Linked DNA regions of Homo sapiens: region 1 is linked to region 2. Evidence: read pairs that join two places in POLR2A ChIA-PET (ENCODE). Cell type or tissue: PC-9. All regions are shown on one strand. Each heading gives the region's core, and the rest is flanking DNA. Links, peaks and the distances in the headings are about the cores only. Region 1 overlaps RIOK1 (RIO kinase 1). Region 2 has its middle 61 kb from the start of DSP.

What was found. Peaks named below come from ENCODE experiments on the same cell type or tissue, not always from the same donor. Only the 100,000 strongest peaks of a DNase experiment are listed, where the experiment ranks them.
Region 1: POLR2A ChIA-PET joins it to region 2 with 19 read pairs; 4 of 35 experiments call an interaction of 5 or more read pairs at or near these places.

Annotation. Positions count from the first base shown.
Region 1 is chr6:7,404,943-7,421,232 of GRCh38, forward strand. RIOK1 (RIO kinase 1) reads left to right here. Exons shown (of 17, transcript NM_031480.3): 11 at 1-79; 12 at 307-413; 13 at 5,444-5,509; 14 at 6,390-6,509; 15 at 7,947-8,000; 16 at 9,296-9,448; 17 at 12,389-13,095. The coding sequence ends at 12,499. Among named protein-coding and RNA genes, the nearest start is that of RIOK1, 23 kb to the left of the region's middle. RefSeq lists an enhancer at 7,951-8,721. In PC-9, for the core only: no CTCF peak of the experiment used is centred there; no DNase peak of the experiment used is centred there; H3K27ac peaks cover 1,240 bases.
Region 2 is chr6:7,473,318-7,487,889 of GRCh38, forward strand. It overlaps the pseudogene HNRNPLP1. Among named protein-coding and RNA genes, the nearest start is that of DSP, 61 kb to the right of the region's middle. In PC-9, for the core only: no CTCF peak of the experiment used is centred there; a DNase peak (open chromatin) is centred at 6,724; H3K4me3 peaks cover 373 bases; H3K27ac peaks cover 315 bases.

The sequences.
Region 1 (16,290 bases), core at 7,656-11,655, 66 kb before region 2:
ATTGACGTGTCTCAGTCCGTGGAGCACGACCACCCACATGCCTTGGAGTTCTTGAGAAAGGATTGCGCCAACGTCAATGGTGAGTAGAAACGGCAATTTTCGAAACAGCTCATTGGTCTGTTTTGGTTTTGTACTCAGTTAAGCTGTTGGCGTAAAATTTTCTCACTAAATTGTTTGGTGCAGTGATGCTTAAACCATTTGCTGGGAGATGGTATGTAATTTTATCTCCTTGTTTCTCTATAAGGTAGTTGGAATAATAATATTTTTCCTCATAAAAGCTGTCATTAACGTTTTTCCTTCTGACAGATTTCTTTATGAGGCACAGTGTTGCTGTCATGACTGTGCGGGAGCTCTTTGAATTTGTCACAGATCCATCCATTACACATGAGAACATGGATGCTTATCTCTCAAAGGTAAGATGGGGAGAGGAAGGAGGAATAGGAAATAGCAGTACAGGTGCAGTATCTCTTATCTCAAGTGCTTGGGACCAGAAGTGTTTTGGATTTTGGATTTTTTCCAGTTTTGAAATATCTGCCTTGTACTTACCCTAGTTGAGCATCCGAAATATCAAAATCCAAAATCCTCACTGCTCCATTTCACATTTCATTTGAGCATAATGTTGGTGCTCAAAAAGTTTCGGATTTTGGAGTATTTCAGATTTTTGATTTTTAGATTTGGGATGCTAACCAGTAATTGCATTTGCTTGACACTTCTGAGGGACCCAGATTGCATAGTGTAGTTTATTCATTTTGACAGCTTCCTGAGACCTTTTCCTTCCTACTTAACAGATGAAGAATCAAAAATACAGCACAACAGCCAATGGTAAAGCCAGGGGTTTTTTTTTTTTCCTTTTTTTTTTTTTTTTCTTCTCCTGAGTCAACTTGATATCCAAGCTTTTTACTTCAATTATCTGGCAAGATTACATAGACTGTCAAAGTTTGTGAAAGTTTAGCAAGAAAACTGTCAGTTTTTTGGTCATTAATTCTTTTCCCTTGTTTCTCAGGGGCCTTTCTCTTTTTTTCTTTTCTTTCTTTTTCTTTTTTCTTTTCTTTCTTTCTTTTTTTTTCTTTTTTGAGACAGGATCCCACTCTGTCACGCAGGCTGGAACATAGTGGCGCACTCTTGGTTCACTGCAACCTCTGCCCCTCAGGGTCAAGTGATCCTCCCAGCTCAGTCTCCGAGTAGCTAGGACTACAGGCACACGCCACCACACCTAGCTAATTTTTATATTTTTTGTAGAGACAGGGTTTCATCATGTTGCCCAGGCTAGTCTTGAAATCTTGGCCTCAGGTGACCCACCTGCCTCAGCCTCCCAAAGTGCTGGGATTACAGGTGTGAGCCACGACGCCCGGCCTCAGAGGCCTTTCTGAATATAGAATTTTTTAGAATTCTGGTAAAAGACATAATATAAAATTTAATGCTTTAACCATTTGAATGTATGGTTCAGTGGCATTAAGTACATTCACATTGTGGTACAAACTATCACCACTGTCTATCTCCACACCTGTTACATCATCCCAAACTGATATTCTGTACCCATTAAGTAACAACTTCCCATCCCCTGGCAATCACCATTCTACTTTCTGTCTTTGTGAATTCACCTACTCTAGGTACCTCTTATAAGTGGAATCATATAGTATTTGTCTTTTTGTGTCTGGCTTATTTCACTTAGTATGATGTCTTCAAGATTCATCCATGTTATAGCATGTGACAGGATATCTTTTTCTTTTTTTGTTTGAGACAGGGTCTCACTCTGTCACCAGGCTAGAGTGCAGTGGCGTGATCTTGGCTCACTGCAACCTCTGCCTTCGGGTTCAAGCAATTCTACCACCCTGGCCTCCCTGAGTAGCTGGGACTACAGGTGCGAGCCACTACACCCGGCTAATTTGGGTATTTTTTGGTAGAGACAGGGTTTCACCATGTTGGCCAGGCTGGTCTCCAACTCCTGGCCTTAAGTGACCCGCCTGCATCGGCCTCCCGAAGTGCTGGGATTGCAGACATGAGTCACCACGCCTGGCCTAGGATTTCTTCTTTTAAGGCTGAATAATGGTCCAGTGTATGTATATACTATATTTTGTTTATCCATTCATCTGTGGATGGACATACGGGTTGCTTATACCTTCTGGCTATTCTGAATAATGCTGCTATGAACATGGATGTATAAATATCTCTTCAAGATGCTGCTTTCAGTTCTTTCGAATATACACCCAGAAGTAGAATTGCTGGATCAAATGATATTTCTATTTTCAAGTTTCTGAGGAACCCACCATACTGTTTACTGTAGTGGCTGCACCATTTTACATTACCACCAACAATGCACAAGGGTTTTAATCGCTCCACATCCTCACCAGCACTTACTAATCTCCATACCCTCACCAACACCTATTATTTTGTTTTTTGTTTTGTTTTGACAATGAGAGACCCCCTAATGAGTGTGAGGTGTATGTTATTATGGTTTTGGTTTGTGTTTCCCTGATTACTAGTGACGTTGAGCATCTTTTCATGTGCTTCTTGCCCATTTATATATTTTCTTTGGAGAAATGTCTTTTTTTTTTTTTTTAAGAGACAGGGTCTCTCTGTTACCCAGTCTGAAGTACAGTGGTACAATCCTGTCTCACTACAGTCTCAACCTTCTAGACTCAAGCAGTTCTCCTGCCTCAGCTGCTTCAGCCTGCTGAGACTATAGGTGCAGACCATGACACCCAGCCAATTTTTTTTTTCTTTTTCATTTTGTTGGGACAGGGTCTCACTGTGTTTTCCAGTCTGGTCTTAGACTCCTGGGCTTAAGCACTCCTTCTGTCTCGGCCTCTCAAAGTTCTGGGGTTGCAGGCATGAGCCACAGTGTCCAGCCCCATGTCTTTTTTTTAATCAGGTTTGGTTTTTTTTGTTGAGTTGTTTGTATTTTCTGGATATGTCAGATACGTGATTTGCAAATGTTTATTCCCATTCTGTGACTTGTCTTTTCACTCTGTTGATTGCAAGCTTTGATGCACAGAAGTTTTAAATTTTGATGTGATCCAGTTTATCTATTTTTATTTTTGTCTCTGAATCATAGAGTTTTGAACACATGGCATGTATGCCTCTACACAGGTTTTCAGGTTTGTTTGTTTTTGAGATGGAGTCTCGTTCTGTTGCCCAGGCTGGAGTGCAATGGCACAATCTCAGCTCACTGTAACCTCCACCTCCTGGATTCAAGTGATTCTCCCACCTCAGCCTCCTGAATAGCTGGGATTATGGGCACCTGCCATCATGCCCAGCTAATTTTTGTATTTTTGTAGAGATAAGGTTTCACCATGTTGGCCATGGCAAGTCTCGAACTCCTGACCTCAGGAGATCCGCCTGCCTCGGCCTCCCAAAGTGCTGGGATTACAGGCATAAGTCGCCTTGCCTGGCCAGGTCTTCAGGTTTTATCCTGTCCTTTCCTCTTTTTCCATTTCCTTGCAATACCTTCCCATTTCTGCCTTTGCTCAACTTTGCTCCGCCTGGTGAACTTTAAAGCTCCAGTTAGAAAGCTCTCTGGAGGGGTATTTCAGCAGAAATTGTTTTCATAGGTGTAGTCTCCTACAACTATAATAGAAGTAGTCACACTGTGTCACTTATTATACTAAGTCCCTAATTCTGTCACCCTCAATTATGAACTTTTATGGAACAGGAGTTTTCTCTATTGCCAAGTACCCAATATCTGGCCCATAGTAGGCAATCACATCTGTTAATGGAATAAATAAGTGTGTCATTTTTATTCCTCAACTTTTTAACTTAGCACTGACTTTCTTTTTCTTTTTCTTTTTTTTTTTTTTAAATGGAGTTTCCCTCTTGTTGCCCAGGCTGGAGTGCAGTGGGGCAATCTCGGCTCACTGCAACCTTTGCTTCCTGGGTTCAAGCGATTCTCCTGCCTCAGCCTCCCGAGTAGCTGGGATTACAGGCATGCGCCCCCATGCCCAGCTAATTTTGTATTTTTAGTAGAGATGGGGTTTCTCCATGTTGGTCAGGCTGGCCTTGAACTCCTGACCTCAGGTGATCCATCCGCCTCGGCCTCCCAAAGTGCTGGGATCATAGGTGTGAGCCACCGCACCCGGCCTCTTTTATTTATTTATTTTTTTGACGGAGTTTCGCTCTTGTCACCCAGGCTGGAGTGCAGTGTGCAATTTCGGCTCACTGCAATCTCCGCCTCCCAGGTTAAAGCAGTTCTTCTGCCTCAGCCTCCCCAGTAGCTGGGATTACAGGCACCCAGTAGCTGGGATTACAGGAGCCCACCACCACTCCCGACTAATTGTGTGTGTGTGTGTGTGTGTGTGTGTGTGTGTGTGTGTGTGTGTGTGTGTGTGTGTTTGAGATGGAGTCTGGCTCTCTCACCCATGCTGGAGTACAGTGGCACGATCTCGGCTCACCACAACCTCTGCCTCCCGGGTTCAAGTGATTCTCCTGCCTCAGCCTCCAAGTAACTGAGATTTCAGGTGCATGTTAGCATGCCTGGCTAATTTTTGTGTTTTTAGTAGAGACGGGTTTTCACCATGTTGACTAGGCTGGTCTGGAACTCCTGATCTCATGATCCAGCCGCCTCAGCCTCCCAAAGTGCTGGGATTACAGACGTGAGCCTCAGCCTCCCAAAGTGCTGGGATTACAGGCGTGAGCCTCAGCCTCCCAAAGTGCTGGGATTACAGGCATGAGCCTGTAATTAGACTGCACCTGGCCTAATTTTTGTATTTTTAGTAGAGACGGAGTTTCCCCATATTGCCCAGGCTGGTCACAAACTCCTGATCTCAGGTGATCTGCTGGCCTCACCTCCCAAAGTGCTGGGATTAGAGGCGTGAGCCACTGTGCCTGGGTCAGCACTGATTTTCGTGTCTAAACTCAAAAAAAAAAAAAAAAAAAACCTCTGCTCCCACTATTTTTTCCTTTCTTCTATATAGAGAAGAGAACACTCAGTTTTACAAACCAAAAGAACCCTTTGGAATCTTTGTCACCCTCGTTTCAGTCATTGTTTGCTCAGAGAGCTTTCTTCAGTGCAGCAGCAATAAAGCCGTATATTCAAGATTTACAGCCAGCCTTTGCAATTCCCTTCGCCGACTGCTCAGGATTTAAGGAATGGTTCTTTCATTCTTTAGGTCTCTGTATTCCTTTAGTAAATGCTAAAGCATTTACTAAATGCAAAAGCTAATTATTTAAATTTAGTAAAAGTAGCATAACTTTTGAAAAAGGGGGGCTAGGGATCCCCCTAGGCTAGAAGAGTTTGATTTATTGTTACTTTTGGGTTGATGGCAGCCTTTTTGGTGAGGTCTGTGCTGGAAAGCTAACTTGTACCATTAGACCTCACTAAATGCTTTCCTAAGTGTGAGGAGGTGATACTTAAAAAGACTGGAACAATTTTATACCAAAACTGGGACATGGATGTGCCTTCTGCAGTTTGAATATAAAAGAAAGTCATTTTTGTTTTCTTTCCAAGGCCATGGAAATAGCATCTCAAAGGACCAAGGAAGAACGGTCTAGCCAAGATCATGTGGATGAAGAGGTAGGATTTATTATCTATTCACAGCCTTTGGAAACACTTGTGTTTTGAGGGTTTTTTTTTTTATGTTGCTAGAGCATAAACTTGATTTAAATAGATAAGCAGCTTTTTCAAATGATGGTAATATTTCCTTAAGATATATTATAGTAAATGATTTAAGTGAGCCAAGTTGGATAGTTTACATTTCACTGTATTGGTCCACTCAGCAACCTGTTAGCCCATTGTCCTAGATGGAGAAAATTTTTAAAGAGCCTGTTAGGATATAGGCGTCAAGAAGGAAAAGCCTGTTTTTAATTTGCAAATGTGAGTTTTTAAATGACTTAAATATTGATTCTAGAAATGTTATAGATTTTAAATATTATGCTTTGATAAAAACGAGTCAGGGTGTTTTTTTGTGAAGGAGCCATAGTAGGCTTTTAAAAAAAATTCTCACAACTCTTAATGGTTGACTATGAGGTGCCCTGTGTTTGTCGGCAGCTCTCCACCTTTTTCACTGTAGCAGCTGGGTATGTTTCGTAAGGCATAGCCAGGCAGCGCTTGCCAACTGTAATTCCGCCCCTTTCCCTCCTGCTCAGAAAAGCTTTTTGGAACAAAAATGAAGGAGAAGTGTTATTCTAAGGATAATCTTGAATCAGCTCTAATGTTTTTTTTCCCTTCCTTAAAATAAATCATATGCAAAATTTAGTGTTCTATCATTAGTAGTGTTACTTTTGGGACACCACATCACAGATGGGATACCAGTGTGTGCAGACAGCTTAGCCAAGCATCAGTGTTAGGGATGAATGAATATATAGATTCCCCTGTAACCTGATGGAGGAGTATGCTGTGTGAATGTGAGAAGTGTATGAATAACAGTTTTGATTTTGCTTTTCCTCTCTGTTAGGTGTTTAAGCGAGCATATATTCCTAGAACCTTGAATGAAGTGAAAAATTATGAGAGGGATATGGACATAATTATGAAATTGAAGGAAGAGGACATGGCCATGAATGCCCAACAAGATAATGTAAGTAGCTTGGTTTGTATATAGCAAGCAGCTCTTCAAAAGTAGTAGGGGACTGTCCCAAACCTATCTGGGCCTTTTAAGTTCCCCTAATCTTGAATATTGGCTTCTGAGCTAGTGAAATGACTAACTCTATCTGTGTTAACTTGTGTGCACATTGAACGCAAAGGGAATTATTTGGAATTTATGAGAGGAGGTAACACATTTGAATGAATCCAACAAGCTGTAATTGTAGAAACAAGATTCAGATAGAAGTCTAGGCTATTAATGGTTATTATATTAGGTCCATTAACATATATTTCTTTAACATACATCATTCAGGAACAATTTCTTTTTGGTGAAGGGTCAGATAGTAAATATTTTAGGCTTTGCAAGCCAAGAAACAAAATTGAGGTGATTACGTAGGTCCTTATGTAACAAGAGAGAAAAAAATTCACCCTCAATTTTTATTCGTGAAATTAGAAATACTTTAATAATAGTTGAATACACTTTTGTGTAATACAAGTATACTAAAGAAGAGTGGAATTATTTGATGTGGGGCAGATAATATTTCACTTAATTGGGGCTCAAAGTTTGTGTTTGCTATCTTCAAATTGATTGCAAATGTTTATCTGTAAAAACTACCAGGTAGGCTGGGCGCAGTGGCTCACACCTGTAATCCCAGCCCTTTGGGAGGCTAAGGTGGGCGGATCACTTGAGGTCAGGAGTTCGAGACCAACCTGGCCAACATGGTGAAACCCTGTCTCTACTAAAAATACAAAAATTAGCCAGGCATGGTGGCGTGCTCCTGTAATCCAAGCTACTGGGGAGGCTGAGGCACGAGAATCACTTGAACCCGGGAGGCGGAGGCTGCGGTGAGCTGAGATTGCGCCATTGGACTTTAGCCTAGGCTACAGAGCGGAACTCTGTCTCAAAAAAAAAAAAGGCCCAGTACGGAGGCTCACACCTGTAATCTCAGCACTTTGGGAGGCCGAGGTGGGTGGATCACCTGAAGTCAGGAGTTCGAGACCAGCCTGGCCAACATGGTGAAACCTCGTCTCTACTAAAAATATAAAAATTAGCTGGGCATCGTGGCAGCTGTAATCCCTGCTACTCAGGAGGCTGAGGCAGGAGAATCTCCTGAACCCCAGGTGGTGGAGGTTGCAGTGAGCCAAGATCGCGCCACTGCACTCCAGCCTAGGCCACAAAGCAAGACTCCGTCTCAAAAAAAAAAAAAAACAACTACCAGGTGGCTGGTTGGATTTGGCCAGTAGATCTGGTAGACAGAAATAATATCAATATTATAAACTTCCTGTGTTACAGTGAGATTAATTTTAGATACCTTTTTATAATCATAGGAGACATTATTTAACCCACATTGTTCTTAATAGTGCAATATGCATATTTCATTGTCTAGTTTTATGTTGATCCTTATTTTTTTTTTTTCATTTTGGTTATAAGATTCTATACCAGACTGTTACAGGATTGAAGAAAGATTTGTCAGGAGTTCAGAAGGTATGAAGAACATGTGTTACTGTTTGTTTATGTGAAAACAGTTTTAAAGGATATAAACTCTAGTCATACTGTTTTTTATTATTATTTAATATTATTAGAACTAAATGTTATTTTATATTGTTAAAATGTTATAATTGCTTTCAAAGTCTGTGGACATCTTCAGAAATGCCATTTTTGTGTTCTTTCTAAACACAGCACTGAAATTTGGAAATTAATTTATTTTTCTTTCTGTCTCTGAATTGTTCAGTGATTGCAGGTGAGGTATTTATCTTTTTGTATCCTGGTCGTCATTTGTGGAGCTCTTAATGATAGCCATTGTGCTTCTTGATGGTTTTACAACCAGCTTAGGAGAACTTTGGAATGTAGTCTCCTACCAGGGTATTACTTGTTAAAGAACAATCTCATGAGTTCAGCAAGTCCTGCTGTGCTGGATTCCTGTGATGTTCTTTTTTCTTAAAACAATCTTGTTTTGTTTTACATTTTAGAAGGGCAGGGATTAAGTAATTCTAACTTAGGCAGTCATAAAAGCAGTCTTTATTTTTTTAAATCTTCCTAATTGAAGACTTAAATAAAGGATCACAGTTTGCTTTCTTAAAATCATGTCTTTTCTGTGGAAAGAATTGAATTAGGGGAATTCTGGTATTTTGCATTTCTGAGTTATAATAACAGGTGTCATAAGGAAGTTATGCTTTGGATTCCAGAGCATGAAGATTTTATTGCAGCAAGCTAGAAAATCTTGTTGTACAATTGACTTCTAAAGATCTGTTTTTTTCTTATAAAAGGGAAACCTCACTCTTAAAAACTGCTAGGAAGCGCTGTATTAGACAACTGCTGAATTTCAGGAAGTAATGAAAATTTCTCTTCTTCACATATTGTTTTCCCTCCCAATTGGATTAGTTTATTGCTAGAAATGTGGTTCACAGGAAAACAGCTGTGAAGTTATCCATATAAATCTTCATTTTCTACCTCTATGTATATTTTGCCTCTTTCCCAATCCCAACTAAATGCTCCTGATTAGCTGAAAGAAGGAGAACAGCTCTGTTGTTGATCTAGGTCACGCAGTAAAGCCCTGGTTCCTTCATTTGAGTATGTTCTGGAGCCTTACTTGGAGTGGCTACTTTCATGTTTCCCTCCTGATGTTCATTCTGGTGTTTTGATGTTTCAGTACAGGATGTTAGTTTTTAACATATATTTGCGAGCCTAAAATCTGAATTCTGGCATTAACACATTTAACAACAACACATAACTTGGTTTGTGTGTTGTTTAGAATAACATGGTTCTTTAATAATTTCAAGGTCCCTGCACTCCTAGAAAATCAAGTGGAGGAAAGGACTTGTTCTGATTCAGAAGATATTGGAAGCTCTGAGTGCTCTGACACAGACTCTGAAGAGCAGGGAGACCATGCCCGCCCCAAGAAACACACCACGGACCCTGACATTGATAAAAAAGTAAGCAATGAAATACCTTCCCCTTTTCTTTAGTGTGGGAGCACAGCCGCTCTTATTTCTCTTTGCTCAAGGATCTAGCTAGATTATGATGGCTGAAAACATTATTGATAAGTACCTCTAATTACAGTTTTAATACCTAAGTGTGAACTTGACTTTTGGTGGTAACATTATCTTGAGATTGGGCTGCTCATCAGAGCACCTTGGGCATTGCCTAGAGAGAGCACGCACTAAATTCAGTACATTTCACATGAAGTACAAGTGATGTTAGAGTTGACCCAGGGTAAATACTGAAGAGCCATTTCAGGGGGATTTATAGCCCAGCTTGATGTTTCTGGAATCTGAAAGACCATATAATAGTCCCCCCATCCATGCTTTCAGTTTCTACTGTTTCAGTTCCCTGCAGTCAGCCTTGGTTTGCAAATATTAAATGGAAAATTCCAGAAGTAAACAATTTATAAGTTTTAAATTGCTCACCGTCCTAAGTAGTGTGATGAAATTCATGCTGTCCTCCTCCATCCTGCCTGGAATGTGAATCATCACGTGGTCCAGCGTCTTCACACTGTCGACACTCCCCACCCGTTAGTCACTTAGTAGCCTTCTTGGCTATCAGTTCAGCTGCTGTGATGTTGTGGTGCTTGTGTGCAAGTAACCCTTACTTTGCTTAATAATGACCGTAAATTACAGGAGTAGTGATGTTGGAATTTCAGGTATGCTTTAGAGAAGCCATAAAATGCTTCCTTTAAGTGGAAAGGTGACCATTCTTGACTTAACAAGGAACTCATGCCTGTAATCCTAGCACTTTGGGAGGCCAAGGAGGGCGGATCACTCCAGACCAGTCTGGGCAATAGAGTGATACCCCGTCTCTATTAAAACATTGGTGATGAGCACCTGTAGTCCCAAATACTTGGGAGGCTAAGGCAAGAGGATCCCTTGAGTCCAGAAGTTTGAGGTTCTAGTGAGCTGATCATGCCACTGCACGCCAGCCTGGGTGACAGAGTGAGATTCTGTCTCAAAAAAATAAATAAAAGGAAAAGAATCATATGCTGAAGTTGCTGGTGAGAATCTTTTATCCGTGACATTGTGGAGAAGGAAAAAGATGTTTGTGCTGGTTTTGCTGTCTCACCCCAAACTGCAAAACTTAGGACCATAGCATGTGATAACTGCTTAGTTAAGATGGAAAAGGCATGAAATTTGTGGGTGAAAGACGTAAACAAAAACATCTTCCAGTTGATGGCACCATGTTGCACCAGAAAGCACTGAGCCTATACGAAGGTTTCAAAGGTTTCAGCAAGGGTTCCCCTGAAATGAGTGCCACCAGGCCATTTACTGTAAGGAATAGTTACACAGATTCAGGAATAGGTTTGGACTAAAAAATAGAAAAATTACCAGAGAGGCTGCATCTGCCAATGAAGAAGCTACTGTCACATGAGTATGATACTGTGGGATATTTGGAGAGAGAGACCACATTCAAATAACTTTTACTATAGTATATTGTTACCATTCTGTTATTAGTTATTATCTCTTACTGTGCCTAATTTATAAATTAAACCTCATCATAGGTACGTATGTATAGGTAGAAGCATAGTATATATAGGGTTTGGCACTATCCACAGTCTTAAGCATCCACTGGGAGTCTTGGAACATATCCCCCATGGATAAGAAGGGACTCTTGTATTTCTTTAATCCCTAGCCATAGACATAGAGACACTGCTGACTGAGTGCTATGTGACTATTATTATTCCATCTTAGTCTAATCCTTTAAACCTTATACAATGTGGGTCCCAAGACTTCTGAGGGACATACTCAGCTGCTAGCATATTTTCTCATATGTCTACTAGAAACACATATTTTGTCTCTTTCCAATGTCTATTTCTGTTAGAATATGGAACTTGTAAAGAAAAGTATTTGCAAACATTTAATAACATTCTTAGGGATATTTCTGTTTGGCTGTCTTCACATTTCTATTAAGGAAGCTCAGCTGGGCGCGGTGGCTCACGCCTGTAATCCCATCACTTTGGGAGGCCAAGGCAGGTGGATCACGAGGTCAGGAGATCGAGACCATCCTGGCTAACATGGTGAAACCCTATCTCTACTAAAAATACAAAAAATTAGCCGGGCGTGGTGGCAGGCGCCTGTAGTCCCAGCTCCTTGGGAGGCTGAGGCAGGAGAATGGCGTGAACCCAGGAGGCGGAGCTTGCAGTGAGCCGAGATCACGCCACTGCATGCCAGCCTGGGCGACAGAGACTCCGTCTCAAAAAAAAAAAAAAAAAGAGGAAGCTCAAGGCCGGTTATGGTGGCTCATGCCTGTAGTCTCAGCTACTGGGGAGGTTGAGGCAAGAGGATTGCTTGAGCCCAGGAGCTTGAGGCTGCAGTGCACAATGGTCATGCCACTGCCCTCCTGCCTGGGTGACAGAGTGAGTCCCTGTCTCTAAAAAGAAAAAACTGAAAGACAGTTTTCACCCCAAGTTCCTCCACCAACCCATAATCATTTTCTTTTCTTTTCTTTACATTACACTCACTTTTATTCTTCTATGTGTGTATTTTATTTAGTTATAATCATAATAATACTCCAGGTGGGTGCAGTGGCTCATGCCTGTAATCTCAGCATTTTGGGAGATCAAGGTGGGTGGATCACTTGAGCCCAGGAGGTCGAGACCAGCCTGTGCAATCTGGCGAAGCCCCATCTCTACCAAAAAATACCCCAAAAAAACCTAGCCAGGTGTGGTGGTGCACACCTGTTGTCCCAGCTACCCAGGAGGCTGAGGTGGGAGGATTGCTTGAGCCCAGGAGGTGGAGGCTGAAGTGAACCATGGTCACGCCACTGACTCCAGCCTGGGCGACAGAGCAAGACCCTGTCTAAAAAACAAAAAACAAAAAACAAAAACAAAAAATGCATACTCCAAATGAATGAAAGTTGGCTTTTTTGTTTGTTTTTTACAGGAAAGAAAAAAGATGGTCAAGGAAGCCCAGAGAGAGAAAAGAAAAAACAAAATTCCTAAACATGTGAAAAAAAGAAAGGAGAAGACAGCCAAGACGAAAAAAGGCAAATAGAATGAGAACCATATTATGTACAGTCATTTTCCTCAGTTCCTTTTCTCGCCTGAACTCTTAAGCTGCATCTGGAAGATGGCTTATTGGTTTTAACCAGATTGTCATCGTGGCACTGTCTGTGAAGACGGATTCAAATGTTTTCATGTAACTATGTAAAAAGCTCTAAGCTCTAGAGTCTAGATCCAGTCACTGACTCTGTCTGGTGTTGACAGAGGATTTATTTAAGCTATTATTTTAATAAAGAACTTTGTACATTTTTATTTTTATATTTTTTTCTCTTACAAATATGTTTTTGGAAGCATGATAAATGTTTAAATGTAGTCAACATCTGTAACTCTTACATGAGTGTCCAGAGGCACTCATGGGAAAATTGGTTTTGCTTTCTTTGTACACACCAGAGACCCATCTGAGGTCATCTGATTATAAGGCCATGTTTATATAAAGGGAATTTCACCCACAGTTCAGCTGGCTGTTGATTTTCACTGCAACTCTGCCTTTGTGTGTATTGGCGATCATTTGTAATGCTCTTACACTTCGTCTTTAATGTTCTTTTTGGAGTTAGGACCTCTCAGTTCATAAAGTTTTTTACAATTCAATCATTTGGCATATTCATTCATTCATCAAAAATTTGAGTATTTTAGTTGCTGGGGATACAGCAGAAAACAAACTAGACAAAAATTACTACCTTTGAGTAGTTTACATTTTGATAGGAAGATAAGACATTAACCAAAGTAAGTAAAAAGCAGTGTATCAGCAGGTGATAAATTCTATGGAGAGAAATAATGCAGAGATGAGAGGGCGCCTATAGATGAAAGAGTTTGCAGTTTAAAATAGGGTTCTTGGAAAGGCCTTACTGAGGGCTGATATTTGAGCAAATACTTGAAGAAGGTGAATTGTTTGCATAACAAGAAGGAAGAACATGCCAGGCAGAACAACCAGCAGTTGCAAAGCCCTGAGGCAGGAGTGTACGTGACATCTTCCAGAAACAGGGCTGAGACATCATCATCAAGGGAGAAAGTAGTAGATGCAATCAGATAGTGTACGGCTGTGGGAGGGTTTTGGCAGGGGAGTGATATGATCTGACTTCTGTTTTAAAAGGATTACTCTGGCCTCTGTGGAGAATTGATCAGGAAGCAAGGGTGGGAGACCAGTGGGTATGTTCATTGAAGTAAACCCAAGCAAGAGACGCTGATGGCTTGGTATAGGATGGTGGCAGACATGAGAGAAGTGGTTGCACATTCTAAGGGAAGAGATGAGATTGCGTGGAGTGAAGGGTGACTTCAGGGTTTCTGACCTGAGCAGCAACTGAGATGACTGGAGTTGCCACTTACTGTGATGGGAAAGACTGGACGGGAGCAGGTTTGGGGAGGGTAGGAGGGTGAGATAAAACCTTACATCACAACATAGTACAGATACTAAAAGAAATTACCAATTTAATTTTTTTAATGATATACTTTATGTTGGAAGTGACTCTTGTAGTCATTGCATTTAGAAATAATTTCTATAAATCAACCCCTAGTTTTCACTTAAACTGAAGCTTGCCCCTGCTTATTTGACAGTGGGTTATAGGGGGAAATCATTTGAGCTCTTTATGTTTATTTTGACTATAAAGTTCAAAATATGAAATATAATTTCAATGAAACACAAAAATAATCCCTCTAAAATAGTCTACAGTTAGCACAACAAAAGAAAAAGCAAAAGCAGATATCAATCCTGCACACATCTGGGGAGTTTATCTTCAGGATCTTCTAACTCTTGTGTTTGTTTTGATCTTACTCTCCGACATGGTATGTTTGCATTAGGAGGTCAAGCTGCTCAGTGCTGTCTTTTGCTGAATCTCATGCAGTTTCCAAGCTTGGAATCAGTGCCACTTGGCCAGATGTAGCAATAGCCAGATTGTGGGGCAGTTCATTCTCTTACATTGCTGCTGGGAGGAAGTGACTTGTAAAACATCAAGAGTTGGTAATGAAGATTCTAACCTGAGAAAAGCTTTTCTGATACCCCTCTTGCTCATGTGGCTGTATCCTTGTTTGGATTCTGGGTCATAAGGCTGTGGCTGGTTAATAGCCACTCATCGTATTCTTGCCAACCTTGTCTGAAATTATCATCCTCATCAGAAGGCTTAGAAGGAGCCTAATCTTAGGCAAACAACTAGCAGGGCTGCTTGCTGACTTTGATAACAATTGAGTTTTGATTGTTTGGCAGGTTTTAGTGTTAATGGATTATTGGTTGTACAGTTACTTTCTACTTGGAAAGGTGAAGTTTGGGTCTCTTGGCCCAAAGCTGGGGACATTATTTTGGTGGTTGTAGATATATCTGATTTCATGTTTTGTTGTTTTTCTCATCCATCAAAATAATGCAGATGTTTCTAAAAGTTTACTATGAGAAATCTGGGTAACTTCTTTGAAGCACAAAATTACAGCTGTTTCCTATGCTGCTGTCACTCTTATTCTTCCTTTGATAGACCTGTTCAGGAATAGAGTGTTTCTCAGCCTGAAAGTACCACCATTTCTTTTTGTTTGTTTGTTTTGAGATGGAGTCTCGCTCTGTCGCCCAGGCTGGAGCGCAGTGGTGAGATCTTGCCTCACTGCAACCTTCATCTCCCAGGTTCAAGTGATTCTGCCTCAGCCTCCCAAGTAGCTGGGATTACAGGTGCCCGCCACCACACCTGGCTAATTTTTGTATTTTTAGTAGAGACAGAGTTTCACCATGTTAGCCAGGCCAGTCTCGAACTCCTGACCTTAGGTGATCCGCCCACCTCATCTCCCAAAGTGCTGGGATTACAGGCGTGAGCCACCACTCCCAGCCAGCACCACCATTTGAAAGTGGTCTTTTAGTGAAGAAATGAGAATGGTGGCAGCTCTTTGCCCAGGTCTGGTCAAGTATGAATCCATGGTTCTTGGCTAACATCAAGTTTTCTTCAGCTTTATCGCTAACTTGATGAAGACAGACCCAAGATGTTGAAAAACTTTATAGCTTGGTACTAAGAGTTGTTTGAGATCTTTCCTTTTCATGAGTATTCTGTTTAATTCTGTGCTAGCAGCTTGTTTCTTGGCTGTGGGCCCATCCTGTTTTGTGACTGTGATTTCATTAACCTTTTGGCTCAGAAAAGGAAGAGATTAAATAAAAGTTCCTCCAGATGCAGGTAAAAATGAAATTTAAGGACATCTCAAATGTCAGGCTCTGAATGCTATCTCTAAAAAATCCTTTTCATTTTCAAAAGCTTGATATACTCTCTAATTTCTAGTGGTCTATACACATCGTAAATAAAGACCTTGACTGTTCAGAGCTTTACTTTGATTTCTGAGGTTTACTTTTTTGATGGAAGAGCTAAAAGGATTGGCAGCGTGAGCAGATTCTCCTCAAGTATAGTTTCCCATGAAGATTTCAAGCGCAGGGATCAAAACCAAGAACTCTCCACATTCTGTCTCCTAAATGGGATTAGGGTGTCACATTCCCTGCATTTTGGTTGGAGTATTTAACTTTCATATCCTTTGGGTTTGTGTTGCCTTGGACATGAAGGCTTTTAACTGTTTCAAGGGAAACCATAATATTGGTATGAAATCATTAAAGCCAGTTTTGTAAGGAAAGAAGTACTATCTTGCATCTATGCCTTCCAGAGATCTTAGTCCCAGTTGATGGTGTTGCAGAAGGTGGTGCAGGGTCTCAGACCCTGACACCATTAAGAAGGCAAATGCTGTAACCATTGTGGAAGTAATAGTAGCACCTCCCTCATAGATTATTGTGAAGGATGCTGAGAAGAGCTGGTGGGAAAGTTTGCAATGGTTGGA
Region 2 (14,572 bases), core at 5,178-9,177:
CACCTGAGATCAGGAAGGGAGACCAGCCTGGCCAACATAGTGAAAGCCTGTCTCTACTAAAAATACAAAAATTAGTCGGGTATGGTGGCATGTGCCTGTAATCCCAGCTATTCAGGAGGCTGAGACAGGAGAATCGCTTGAACCTGGGAGGTGGAGGTTGCAGTGAGCCAAGATCATGCCACTGCATTCCAGCGTGGGCGACAGAGGGAGACTCTGTCTCAAAAAAAAAAAAAAAAAAAAAAAAAAAACCAAAGGAGGGGCAAAATAAAATGGTAGAAATGAATACGGATATGTCCATAAATGGACTAAATTCACCAGTAAAATAAACAACGATTATTAGTAAGAGATAACCAGATAATGCTGCAATTCCTGCGTGCCTGAAGGCCTGAGAAACTTTCACAGTAGGGTTAGGGGAAGTGAGAGAGACTGAAGGTGTTGTGAGGGCTACCCAGCTCTCCACTTTTTCGAATGTGAAAAGAAATAAAGCAAAAGAAAATGTAAAAAAAAAAAAGAAGAAGAAGAAGAAAGACTTTGCCCCTGAACTCTCAAGAGCAATGGAACTGAATCTCAGGGAGGGCATCCACAGGCTGATGAGTGCTATGACTAAAGGCCCATTGAAGGCATGTGGGGCAATAGGAGCCATAGAGAGGGACCTACTTCTGTTCACCAGGGAACTGAGAGCTCAAAGGTGGCTCCTAGCGAGAAGTGACTCCTAAGCTGAGTCCTGAAGATCGATGTGAGTGGGCCAGGCAGAGGAGAAAGGGAGGAGGAGCGTGTGCAAAGGCCCACTGCCGAGAGAGCCAATTTGTGGGAAGAACCAAGAATCACTCAGTAGCGCTGGAGTTGAGTGTTGGTGTGGGGTGGGAGGGTAAGAGAAGAGGTGGACAGGAGCTCATTCATGGAGGGCCTTGAACCTGTGCCAAGTCTGTAATTTATCTTGTTAGAAATGCACAGACATTGGTTTTAAACCAGGGCATGTCATGATTACATTTTTTTTTTTTCAGAATGATCATTCTAACCCAAATATGGAAAATAAATTGGACAGGGGAATGGGGAGGTCTTTTAGGAATCTGTTTTATCCTGGCAAGAGACAAAAAGGGCATTGGCAAAAGGGAGAACATTCGTTTGCTCATTCCTTTATTCATTCACTTATTTGACATTTACTTTATGTTTTCCCCTGAGCATCTTTTATGTGCCAGCATTGTGCTGTGCTGGGTGCTGGGAATACAAAGGCAAAAAAGAGAAACAAGGTCCCTGCCTTCCTAGGGCAGACACTTACTTGGCAGTTCTGGTTTTCTTAGTCTGTTCTGTGCCAATATAACAAAATACCACAGACTGGGTAATTTATACGGAACAGAAATTTCTTTCCTCAGAGTTCTGGAGGTTTGGAAGTCCAAGATTGAGGGGCTGGCATCTTTCAATTCTTCTTCTTTTTTTAAAAAAAATCTATCTCTTGGGCCAGGCATGGTGGCTTATGCCTGTAATCCTAGCACTTTGGGAGGCCGAGGCGGGTGGATCACCTGAGGTCAGGAGTTCGATACCAGCCTGGCCAACATGGCGAAACCCTATCTGTACTAAAAAAAAAAAAAAAAAAAAATACAAAAATTAGCCAGGCGTGGTGGCACATGCTTCTAATCCCAGCTACTCAGGAGGCTGAGGCAGAAAAATCGCTTGAATCCAGGAGGTGGAAGTTGCAGTGAGCTGAGATCATGCCACTGCACTCCAGCCTGCGCAACAGAGGGAGACTCCATCTCAAAAAAAAAAATCTATCAATCGCTCTGTCTGTCTGTCTATCTATCTATCTATCTATCTATCTATCTGCTTATTTAGAGACTGAGTTATGAGACTGGCTAATTTTTGTATTTTTGGCAGAGATGAAGTTTCACCATGTTACTAAAGCTGGTCTTAAACTCCTGGGCTCAAGTGATCCATCCCCCTCCACCTCCCAAAGTGCTGGGATACAGGCATGAACCAACGCGCCCGACCAGGGATCTCCTTGCTTTGTCATCCCATAGTGAACAGTGGCAGGGCAAAGAGAAAGAGAGAAAGAGAACAGGAATAAGTGAACCCACTCTCTCAATAATGGCATTAATCCATTCATGAGAGCAGATCCCTCGTAACATAGACAAGGTCTCACTCTGTTGTCCAGGCTGCAGTTCAGTAATACAAATATAGCTCAGTGCAGCCTCAGCCTTCTGGGGTCAAGTGACCCTCCTATCTCAGCCTCCTGAGTAGCAGGGACCACAGGTGCATGCCGCCACACCTGTCTAATTTTTTTTATTTTTTGTAGAGATGGGGTCTCCCTGTGTTACCCAGGCCGGTCTGTAACTCCTGGGCTAAAGTGATCTTCCTGCTTTGGCCTCCCAAAGTGCTGGGATTAGATTACAGGTGTGAGCCACCTCATCTAAACATCTCTTAAAGGTTTCACCTCTTAATATTGTTGTAATTGCAATTAAATTTCAACGTAAGGTTTGGTGGGGACAAACATTAAAACCAGAGCACCGGGCCAAGTGTGAAGGCAATGACAGTATGTATGAGCTAACATGATACAGAGTATTTTGGGAGCATATATACCAGGAGCATATTCCAAGAGATTTGGAGCATCAGAAAGACTTTCTTAAAAACTTCCCTAAAATGATGTCTCAGCTAAGACCTGAAGGAGGAGCAGGAGACGGCCAGGTGAAGGAGAGATATTGGGGGTTCCAGGTGGTTGGAATAGTAGAGGCAGCTTTCCAGAGAAGAGAGACATCAGAGCCTCTGAGTGAATGTAAAGAAGTTCAGTACGACTGGACCACAGGGACTATTAAGGTGTGAGGCTAATGAGGGAAGCAGGGACCTGATCCCAAAAGGCCTCTAAATCACATGAAGGAGACTGGACCTTATAAGAGGCATGGCATCATATAAGAGAAAGGATCAGATGGACATCCTGAGAAGATCACAGTCTGGATAAATAGTAACAAGACAGACTAGAAAGGACTTGGTGAACCATTAGCTAGATTTGGGGTTACAGAAGGGCATGAAGACTCGCAGGTGTCTGACTTGGATACCATAAAACAAGAGGAAGAGAGGTTGGGAAGGAAGATCTAAATTTTATTTTGGACCTGTTGCTTTTGAGGGACATTCAAGTGGAGCTATTCAGTAGGTGCTTGCATATACATTCCACGTGGAGATGGAATAGAGTTATTGGCATGTAGGACCTACACAGTGCAGAAATCATAGGAGTGGATGAGACCAGGTAGGCAAGTCTGCAGGGTGAGAAGAGAGCTGTGGATGGAAACTCAGGGGATTCCAACATTTAAGGTTCAGGCAGAGGAAGAGGGCTCTGCAAAAGAGGCTGGGAAGGGGCAGTTAGAGGTACGAGGAAGACTCAGAGCAAGAAGTCATGCACTCTAAAGATCTCCAAAGAATAGGACAAGGTCAAGTGTGTCAAATGCCTTGGAGAGCTTAGGCGAGATAAGGATTGAGAAGTGGCCATAGAGTTTGGCAAGAATTGTTTCAGTAGAGAGATGAGGGTGGGAGTGGGCAGCCTGCAGTAGGTGGAGGAGCCGTGGGAGGTGGGGAAGACTTCAAAGTCAGTGAAGTGAGGAGGCAAATACCATGCTTGATGGTAGAGCAGTGTCCAAGCCAGCCAGGGGTGGGTCGCTGGAAAGACAGACTGAGTCCGTGGCTGCAGGAGGAGAATGCTAGTAGTTAAAAAGTTGAGACCCAACTAGGGGAACAGAAATGTTTAGGGGTTAAAGACCAGTGATTCTGGCTAGTAAAGGATCCTGAACCACCAAGCGCATTCATTACTGTTGCCCTTATTAATCTTAAGCATTGATTATATTCACCCAGACAGGAAGCAAGAGTTCTGTAAGTTCTGTTTAAGTGACCAGTGAACATGAATTATTGAGCACTTGCCATGGGCCATGTACTGGAGTTACAAATATAAATAGGTGCCTGCTCTTGAGTATCTCATATCCTTTGAAATACCTGCATTGAAAAAGGCAGAGTAAAACTGGATTGATTTCCAAAGCATCAAAAACAGTAAGAAATGTAGATTTTAATAAAATCTCACTTGTTTTTTTTGTTATATTGGGTTCAGAGAAAAACGAATCTCATGAAGTTTTGCCTTTACAATTCACATTCCCAAGGTCTGAGGGGTCAAACAGAAATGAAGGCAAACTCAAATCTAGAGTTCTGTGAGAGTGGCATTTGGGTCAGGGTGGATGGAGAAATAGACCACAAGGCAGGGATAGGAAAACTCGGGCTGGTAGGGCTGTTGGGACAAGCTCGAGACCAAGTTTACATGGCTTTATGCTAGATAGATATGGATTACAAATGGGAAAACTGCTTTTGGTTTATTTGTTGTATACCTTTTGGAGAAAAAAAGTGATTCTACATAAAAATACCAAAGGGGCCGGGCATAGTGGCTCACGCCTGTAATCCCAGCACTTTGGGAGGCTGAAGCGGGCAGATAACGAAGTCAAGAGATCGAGACCATTCTGGCCAACATGGTGAAAGCCAGTCTCTACTTAAAATACAAAAATTAGCTGGGCATGGTGGCGCACGGCTGTAGTCCCAGCTACTCTGGTTGCTGAGGGAGGAGAATCACTTGAACCCAGGAGGCAGAGGTTGTAGTGCGCCGAGGTCACGCCACTGCACCATCAGCCTGGTGACAGAGCAAGACTCTGTCTCAAAAAAAAAAAAAAAAAAATACTAGAGGGAAATAAACTACAAGTGTTAACAGTGATTACCTTTTGGTGGAGGGATTAGGAGTGATTTGATTTTCTTCATAACTTTTCATATTTTAAATATTTGTGATGAATAATACTAATTCTATAATCTGAGAAAAGATGCTATTTTTAGAATGCAAAAAAAAAAAATATATATCGAAAAGAGGCAGGATGCCGGGAGTGGTGGCTCATGCCTGTAATCCCAGCACTTTGGGAGGACAAGGCAGGAGGAGTGCCTCGGCCCAGGAGTTACAGACCAGCCTGGACAACACAGCAAGACCTTGTCTCTACGAAATACAAAAAAATTAGCTGGGCATGGTGGCGTGCACCTGTGGTCCCAGCTACTCCGGAGGCTGAGGTGGGAAGATCACTTGAGCCCAGGAGTTTGAGGTTATAGAGAGCTGTGTTTGAGCCACGGCACTCCAGTCTGGGCAACAGACGACTGAAAAAGAGAGAGAGACAGAAAGAGGGGCAGGTTTGTGTTCCAGTGCAGTGACCAAAATGACCAAAATGAAAACAAACAAACAAAAAAAGATACTGGGTGATAACATCGCTTCATCAAAAACAAAAAATGTAGAAGATTATACTGGTAGGAGCAATATTCAGAAATAACACTGAAGACCTAAAAATCACATGCCATGCTTAACCTTGTCACAAACTAGGGGTGGTCCTAGGCATTTTCTTTAATGTATTTATTAATATATAAAATCTAGTAATAATCAATCTGAAAGAAATGGTGTGATTGTGAGTCAGCCCTGCACACATTGCCCCTAGAAGAGGAAAATGACTTGCCCAGGTTTGTACAGTTATTATCTGCATTTTTCTGATCATGTGATATTAATTTTCTCTTGAAACTTGAAATTATGAGGTAGAAAGTGCACTGTGAGAACAAATGTTGAGTTATGGCTGCCGGAGCTCCAAAAAATTGAGTTATAATTCTTTTTTTTTGAGACAAAGTTTCACTCTTTTTGCCCAGGCTGGCTGAAGTGCAATGACATGACCTCGGCTCACTGGAACCTCCGCCTCCCGGGTTCAAGTGATTCTCCTGCCTCAGCCTCCCAAGTTGCTGGGACTATAGGCGCCCACCACTATGCCCAGCTAATTTTGTATTTTTAATAGAGACAGTGTTTCACCATGTTGGCCAGGCTGGTCTCGAACTCCCGACCTCAGGTGATTCGCCGGCCTTGGCCTCCCAAAGTGCTGGGATTACAGGCCTGAGCCACCGCACCTGGCTGAGTTATAATTCTTAATTGTGACATTTTTATTGATGAAAAGAAAATGATTTGATGCCTCTGATAAGAGACTGATATATTCTAAAATAAAGGCTCATTACTAACTGAAATAGAGTTTTTAAAGTTTAATTTGGTAGGAGGGAAGTAATCTCTTAAAAGATATGGCTGGCTATTCTTAAATTCAATTTTAATGAGTATTTGTGGGTAACGAGATAGATGGAAATGTGTTTTGGGAATGTATTCTCATTTTCAATACGATTCCCTTTTATTGATCTCATGGGAAGAGGGCCTGCTTTCCCTTGTATGAAATTTCTAGACAAAAGAGACCGGGTGCTGTGGCTCACACCTGTAATCCCAGCACTTTGGGAGGCCAAGACAGGTGGATCACCAGGTCAGGAGATCGAGACCATCCTGGCTAACACTGTGAAACTCCGTCTCTTATACAAAAAAATTAGCCGGGCGTGGTGGCGGGCGCCTGTAGTCCCAGCTACTCGGGAGGCTGAGGCAGGAGAATGGCGTGAACCCGGGAGGCGGAGCCTGCAGTGAGCTGAGATCGCGCCGCTGCACTCCAGCCTGGCAAGAGAGCTAGACTCTGTATCAAAAAAAAAAAAAAAAAAAAAAGAATAAAGTGTCCGTCCTGCAAGTTGCTGCCAGTGCAGGCAGGTCAGGGAGTCTGCTGCCGCTGGTAGGGAAGACAAGCTTGCAGCTTTCCACACCCATTCCTGAATTGCGAGAAGGGAAACTTACCCAGAAGCTGGAAGGAATCCAGAAAACATGAGCAAACCCACAGCTTCTCCGTTGATAGAAAGGCGTGTCCACTCATTTCTTACGTCTACTGAAGCCTTGAGAAGATTAATTGAGGGTTTGCCTGCCTCGGAGGCATTTCACCTGGGCAGGCTGTGTCCTGATCAGCAATGTTCTAGGCTGTCAGGACAGACACACACTTAGGCACTACGTGTGTGAAATCTCAAAACCGCAGCTGCTGACCTAGGATTTTGTAGACACTCTCCGCTCTTTAGGGCCAGAGAGCCCCAGCAGTGAAAAGCCCAAGGAAGGTCTTGTTTTCCTTGTCATGTCTTTCAAATAAATTAGGGAGAATGAGCACAGCTAAATTTGAGAAATTATTGGCACAGCCGTCAATTAAATCCTTCAGATAGAAAACACATTTTTCTTTTCTTTTCTTTTCTTTTTTTTTTTGCTGTGTTTATTTTCCAAACAATTTTATTGAAATGTGCCAAGAGTACATGGGCAGCACAAATGTATGAACAGGAAAAAAAAAAATCACATGTACAATAATTTTTTTTTTTTTTTTTTTTGAGATGGAGTCTCGCTCTTGTTACTCAGGCTGGGATGCAGTGGCACGATCTTGGCTCACTGCAACCTCCGTCTCCCGGGTTCAAGCGATTCTCCTGCCTCAGCCTTCTGAGTAGCTGGGACTATAGGCGCCCGCCACCACACGCGGCTAATTTTTTGTATTTTTAGTAGAGACGGGGTTTCACCGTGTTAGCTAGGATGGTCTCCATCTCCTGACCTTGTGATCCGCCCACCTCGGCCTCCCAAAGTGCTGGGATTACAGGCGTGAGCCACCGCGCCCGGCCCACAATAATTTTTTAAAAGTGAAGAAGTGAAGGTTAATCTTGGGACAGATCAGGTCCCCTCTCGCTCCCCCTGCAGACTTCCAGCGTTTCCATTAAGGTTAAGCCTCTACAAACCTAGCTTTCAAAAAAAAAACAAAAACAAAAAAAACAAAAAAAAAAAAAAAACGAAAAATGGCATAAAGGGAAGAGAAATGACTTCCTGCTCTGATGGGACTCTTCCTAGCCACCTAATTAGGAGGCATGCTGAGCGGTGGAGAAACACAGCTTCAGAGTGTAAGGTATGGACCACTTGGGTTTTTCATCTGGTAATGGTTCAGGAAGCCCCGAGCCTCCAGGGCATCGCTCTTGGATTCCCACTCCAGCAGTCCAGAAGAGCTGCGCTCACTTTTGCCTGAGAATACTTTCACAGAAGATGGCCGCTTCACGCCCAGCTCATCTCAGATCTCAAAGAAGTTGTCAGTCACCTCCAGCGGGGCGTTGAAGAGGTGCAGCACGTTGCTGGGGTGCTGGATGCGGTTCTTCCCTGCCCGCTCCAGCGAGGGGAACCGATTGTTCGGGATTCACTGAAGTCTCTGTAACTGCAAGACGTGACTTCCAACCCGCATGACTGACAGGGCATGATGGCTGGCTGCTTGGAGACAGACATTCAGCTTCTGCCCAAACATGAAGTTGTTGCTGAGGTGGGTAGTGGCCCGGTCCACAGTGTAGCCGTCAGCCATCTCCACCATGGCGGTCCCCGGCTTGCTTTTCATGACTTTCACCTTCTCCACATTGCTATACAAGCAGAAGACATTGAAGACTTGGTCACAGTTCATCTTAGACTGATCCAAACTGTAGACCATGAGGACAGGGCTGTCGGGGTGAGGGCCATGCTCGGGTGGTGGGGAGGGGGTGGGGGGTGCCCATACTAGGGGCCGTTGCGACTTGGGCCCCAAGGGTGACTCCCCCTCACTGGTGGACCCGTCCTTCTCCCTTCGTAGTGAGGTCGCGGGCTGGGGGGCCATAGCCCTCATCATGGCAATGGGTGTGATACCCACGGTGGGGCCCTCCATATTCTGTGGGGTGATCTCCCAGGAGAGGGGGCTGCCTCTGGCGTTTGTTGGGGTTGCTGCCAGGGTCACCTTGTCCACTGAGATTGGGGTTTGTGTAGTCCCAAGTATCCTGATCATTCTTGAACACATTCAAGCGTGTAGGCTTCGTGTATTTGATCTTCAGAGTGCAACAGCCGGAATAGATTTCAGCCCCATTGAGTGAGGCCTTGGCCCACTGGGCACTTTGAACACAGTCAAATTCCACCATGGCCTGAACTCCATTCTTCCGGAAAATGGCAATTCTCTGGACAGGGCCACAAGGATTACCGATAGTGTAAAGAACATCCGTGGTGATCGAATAGATGGGGTTCAGGATGGTAAAGAGAAGCACACTGTTCACGCTCCGGATCATCCGAGTTCCCGGGGCGGGAGATCTTCTGGCTGGTAGAGTAGTTGACAAAAGCTGGGTGACCGGCAATATGTATTTGGTTGTCGGCTGTGTAGTTCACTGCGTTGCAAGCCTCTAGCACATCTTCAAACTCCACCAGTGCTTGTCTCTTTTTAGACATTACCATCACATAGCTGATGAGTCCAAACTCCTGCAAGGCCTCCACAATGTCAGCTTCCACCACACCATCAATTAGGCCCCTGATGTGGACAACTGGGGAGGCAGAGGTTTTGTGTGGGTCATCACAGTTCTCCTTAGAGATTAGGCTTCCATCAGATGGAATTCCCCACTCTAGAGGACAAGGCCTCTGCCCACCCGTTTCTGCTCCCTCAACCGCCCACGAGGCAGGGCAGGAGACACATTTTTCTTTTATAAAATCTGAGTTGAGAGCCCATCTAAGATTTTTCAGTACCTTTTGGAGTCAATTTAAAAATCCCACTGCAAGCCAGGTGCGGTGGCTTATACCTGTAATCCCAGCACGTTGGGAGGCCAAGGCGGGCAGATCACCTGAGGTCAGGAGTTCAAGACCAGCCTGGCCAACATGGCCTTGGCCAGCCACAGCCAACCCCGTCTCTGCTAAAAATACAAAAAATTAGCCAGGCAAAGTGGCACGCGCTTGTAATCCCAGTTTCTAGGGAGGCTGAGGCGGGAGAATCGCTCGAACCCGGGAAATGGAGGTTGCAGTGAGCTGAGATCGTGCCATTACACTCCAACGTGGGCAACAGAGCGCAACTTCAACTCAAAAAAAAAAAAAATCCCACTGCAGGTATCTATCAGGGTAATGTGGTAGAGTTTCTTCCAAGGGACTCAGAGCTTGACAAATCTGGTCATAGTGAGAAAAACATTGGTAAAGTTGTCCAAAAGAGCAGACAAGGTCATTCAAGGTATTTGATCCACTTTTAGGAGTTAAAGCAAAGAGCTAATTATTCAGGATTAAAAAAAGATTTTTAGCATTACTGTAGATACTCTTTTGTGTAAAGCGTAAGATAAGGACCACACTTTTTATTTTTTTTGGCGTGGCATCTTTCTTGAGTATCGATTGATCTTCAATGGAAGGGCTTATTTTGGGATGTTTTATTCTATTCCACTGGCCCATAACATAAGTCTATGCTTAGGCCAATACAAAATTGTCTTGATTACAGTAGCTTTACTCATATAGTAAGTTTTGAAATCGGGTAGTTTAAGTTCAACTTTATTTTTCAAAATTGTTTGGCTTAAGGTTTTTTTGCATTTCTATATAACTTTTAGGGTCACCTTATCAAATTCTATTTTTAAAGCCTGATGATATTTGATAGGGATGCATAGAATCTATAGATCAATTCAGGAAAAACTGTCCTCTACAATATTGAGTTTTTTGATCAATGTTCATGGTACGTCTCTCCATTTACTCAGCTCTTCAGATAAATATCTCAGTAATGTTTTGTGGTTTTTAGTGTATAGTTATTGCACTTTCTTTGTTAAATTTATTCTCAAGTATTTTATTCTCTTTGATACTATTGTGAATAAAATTTTTTTTAATTTCATCTTACTATATTGAAATACAATTAATTTTCATGTACTGAACTTGAGTCCTGTGACCTTGCTGATCTGGTTGATTAATGCCAGTAATTTTTTTGTAGATTCTTTGGGATTGTCTACATACAGAATCATGTTGTCTTTGAATAAATACACAACCTTTATACCTCCTTCCTAATCTATATATGTTTTATTTGTTTTTCTTGCATTATTTCATTGGCCAGAGCCCCAAGTACAGTAAGTCCTCCCTTAAGACCATTGATAGGTTCTTAGAAACTGTGACTTTAAGCAAAAAGACATTTTGTTCAATCAAAGTATTTTTTTCTTTTTTTTTTTTTTTGGCTGGGATTATAGGTGCATGCCACCATGCCTGGCTATTTTTATTTTTTGTGGAGACAGGGTCTTGCATTGTTGCCCAGTCTGGTCTTGAACTTCTGGGCTCAAGCGATCCTCCCACCCCTACCTCTCAAAGTGCCTGGGTTACAGGCATGAGCCACTGTGCCCGGCCTCAATGTAATAACATTGATGAGAAAAAAAAAATGGATTGTGTTATAAGTCACTTTGCTTAAAGTCACAGTTTTCAAGAGCCTATTGACATTACATGAGGATTTACTGTACAATGCTGAATAAAAATGCTGAGAGCAGATATCCTTGCCTTGTTCCCAATCTTAGAGGAAAACTATTTGATCTTTCACTATCTTATTATTTAAAAAATTGTAGTAAAATATACATAACAAAATGTACACTTTTAACTATTTTGAAGTGTGCAGTTCTCGGCATTAAGTCCATTTACACTGTGTAATCATCATCACCATCCATCTCTAGAACTTTTTCATCTCCCCAAACTGAAACTCTGTACCTATTAAACACAGACTCCCCATTCCCCCAGCCCCTGGCAAACACCCTTCTACTTTCTGTCTCTATGGATTCCATTATCCTAGGTACCTCATATTAGTGGAATGACAATATTTATCCTTTTGTGTCTATCTGGTTTCACTTAGCACAGTGTCCTCAAGGTTTGTTCATGTTGTAGCATGTCTTGGAATTTTCTTTCTTCTTAAGGCCAAATAATATTTCACTATATATTTATTCTTTCACTTTTAAGTATAATGTTAGCAGTGGGGTTTTCATAAATGTCTTTCATCAAATTGAGGAACTTTTCTTTTACTCCTAGTTTATTGAGAGATTATATCCTGAATGTAAATTGGATTTGGATAAATGATTTTTCAGCAGCTATTGAGATGACCATGTGGTTTTTGTATTTTATTCTAATTATAGAGTGTAATTATATTAATCAAATATTGACTGTTAAACCAATCTTGCATTCCTGGGGTAAGTCCCACTCAGTCATGGTGTATAATCCTATGCTTTTTTCTAAGAGTTATATAGCTTTATAATAGCTCTTACATGTAGGTCTATGATTGATTTTGAGTTACTTGTTGTATATTATGTAAAGAAGGGTCCAAAATCATTCCTTTGCATATGGATACCCAGTTGTCCCAGCACCATTTGTTGAAAAGCCTATTCTTTCCCCACTGAATGATCTTGGCACTCTTGTTGAAAATCAATTGACTATAAACGTAAGGGCTTATTTCTGGAACTTCAATTCTGCTCCATTGATCTTTATATCTTCCTTATGCTGTACCACACTGTCTTGCTTACTGTAATAACTTGTAGTAAATTTTGAAATCAGGAAGTATGAGTCCTTCAACTTTGTTCTTTTTTGAGACTGTTTTCGTGAATTTGGGTCTCATATTTCTTAGAGTCCTTTTTAACTTTACCTCATCTGGGAAGAATTGCCTTAAGATTATACACCACAGCAGTGCTTCTTAACTTGGCAGTACATAAGAATTACCTGGGAGGCTTTCTATTTTTTTTTTTTATTTTTGGAGACCAAGTCTCGCTCTGTCGCCCAGGCTGAAGTGCAATAGCATGAGCTCGGCTCACTGCAACCTCTGCCTCCCAGATTCAAGCGATTCTCCTGCCTCAGCCTCCCGAGAAGCCGGGACTACAGGCACGCACCACCATGCCTGACTAATTTTTGTATTTTTAGTAGAGACGGGGTTTTACCGTGTTGGCCAGGCTGGTCTTGAACTCCTGACCTCAAGTGATCTGCCCGCCTCAGCCTCCCAAAGTGCTGAGATTACAGGGATAAGCCACTGTGCCTGGCCTATATAAATTCTTATAGCCTGCACATTTATAGTATTTTCCCCTCTTTTATTATTAGCTTTTATTTTACTTTAACTGCTTATGTTTATGGTATCCATGGTTCTATTATTTTATTCTCTCTCTTTTTTTTGAGACAGAGTCTCACTCTGTTGCCCAGGCTGGAGTGCAGAGGTTTGATCTTGACTCACTGCAACCTCTGCCTCCTGGATTCAAGCGATTCTTCTGCCTTGGAATTACAGGCACACGCCACCACACCTGGCTTATTTTGTATTTTTAATAGAGATGGGGTTTCACTATGTTGGACCAGGCTGGTCTCGAACTCCTGACCTCAGGCGATCCACCCGCCTTGGCCTCCCAAAGTGCTGGGATTACAGGCGTGAGCCACTGCACCTGGCTTGTTTTATTCTTCTTTATATTTAATCTTTTTTCTTTTTTTCTTTCTTTTTTTTTTTTAAATGGAGTCTGACTTTGTTGCCCAGGCTGGAGTGCAGTGGTGTGACTGCTGCTCACTGCAACCTCCACCTCCCGAGTTCAATCATTTCTTTTGCATCAGCCTCCTGAATAGCTGGGACTACAGGCACACACCACCACACCCAGCTGATTTTTGTATTTGTATTTATTTTTAGTAGAGACAGGGTTTCACCATGTTGGCCAGGCTGGTCTTGGATTCCTGACCTCAAGTTATCCGCCCGTGTCAGCCTCCCAAAGTGCAGGGATTACAGGCGTGAGCCACCACGCGGGGCTTAGTCATGTTATTATAGGTGTCTTTGTGGTAAATCACTTTAAATCCCTTGTGGGAGAAAGTGGGATGTAAATAAAAACATTTAAAGCTTGACTTTTCCTTTCAAGAGCCTAGTATAGTGCATGGAACTTCCTGTTCTCCATAAAATATGTTTTGAGTTCTAAAACAGGCTGAGGGCGGGAGGTCAGAAAAAACTAGGTAAACCGTTATCAAATTGATTAGGACAAGGATCCAGCCAACCCCATTCATCATTTATCAAATACCTACAGTGCTACATGTTTGCCTTGCCATTTGACCATTGTGCTCAAATCCGGCAGAGTAAGGATGTCTGCTGGAGATCTCAGTACCACACCTGTAAAATGGGTTAACAGTACCTACCTCACAGGCATGTTGAGGGAATGAGGTGAGATGATATATTCAGAGCACTCACCCCAGAGTCTTGCACTTGGTGAGTTTGTCAATGTTATCTTCCCTCCTCATCTCCTTCCTCAATTAGATGCTGTGACTCCCTCCTAAGATTGTATTTACTTTACAAAAGGATATAATTTGTCGAATGTGCAAATGAACTTTGTCATGCTTTGATCCAAGGGAGTTTCTAATCTTTTTGGGGGAGGTGGGAAAGGAGAGTAAGAAATGAGAGGCCGAGCTCTCCACGCGGCCCATGATAAACACCAGGCAGCTTTGTGTGGAATCATCACTTGAGGGTTTGAGTAGCAGAAACATGATGCTGGAAGACATTAGAAGAGAAAGGTCCATGGGCCACAGAAGGAGACAGGTGTGGAATGAGAATTGCCGGCAGCAGCCATCCTTAGAGAAAGAGGTAAACTCTCCCCTCTGCAGGGGGCTTGACTCTACGGCCTCAAAAACTGTGAGCTCTCCAGACAACTTCTTCCTTGTGCATCACATCCAACTGCTGTAGCCCTTCCTCTGCCTCTGCGCTTTTCAGTCTGGACCCAGGACAACACCAACAGCAGGGCCCTGGTGCCAACCAAAGCCCATCAGGGAACTGCCCCCATAGTATCTACTTTTTTTTTCTTTGAGATGGAGTCTTGCTCTGTCATCCAGGCTGGAGTGCAGTGGCACAATCTTGGCTCACTGCAACCTCCGCCTCCTGGTTTCGAG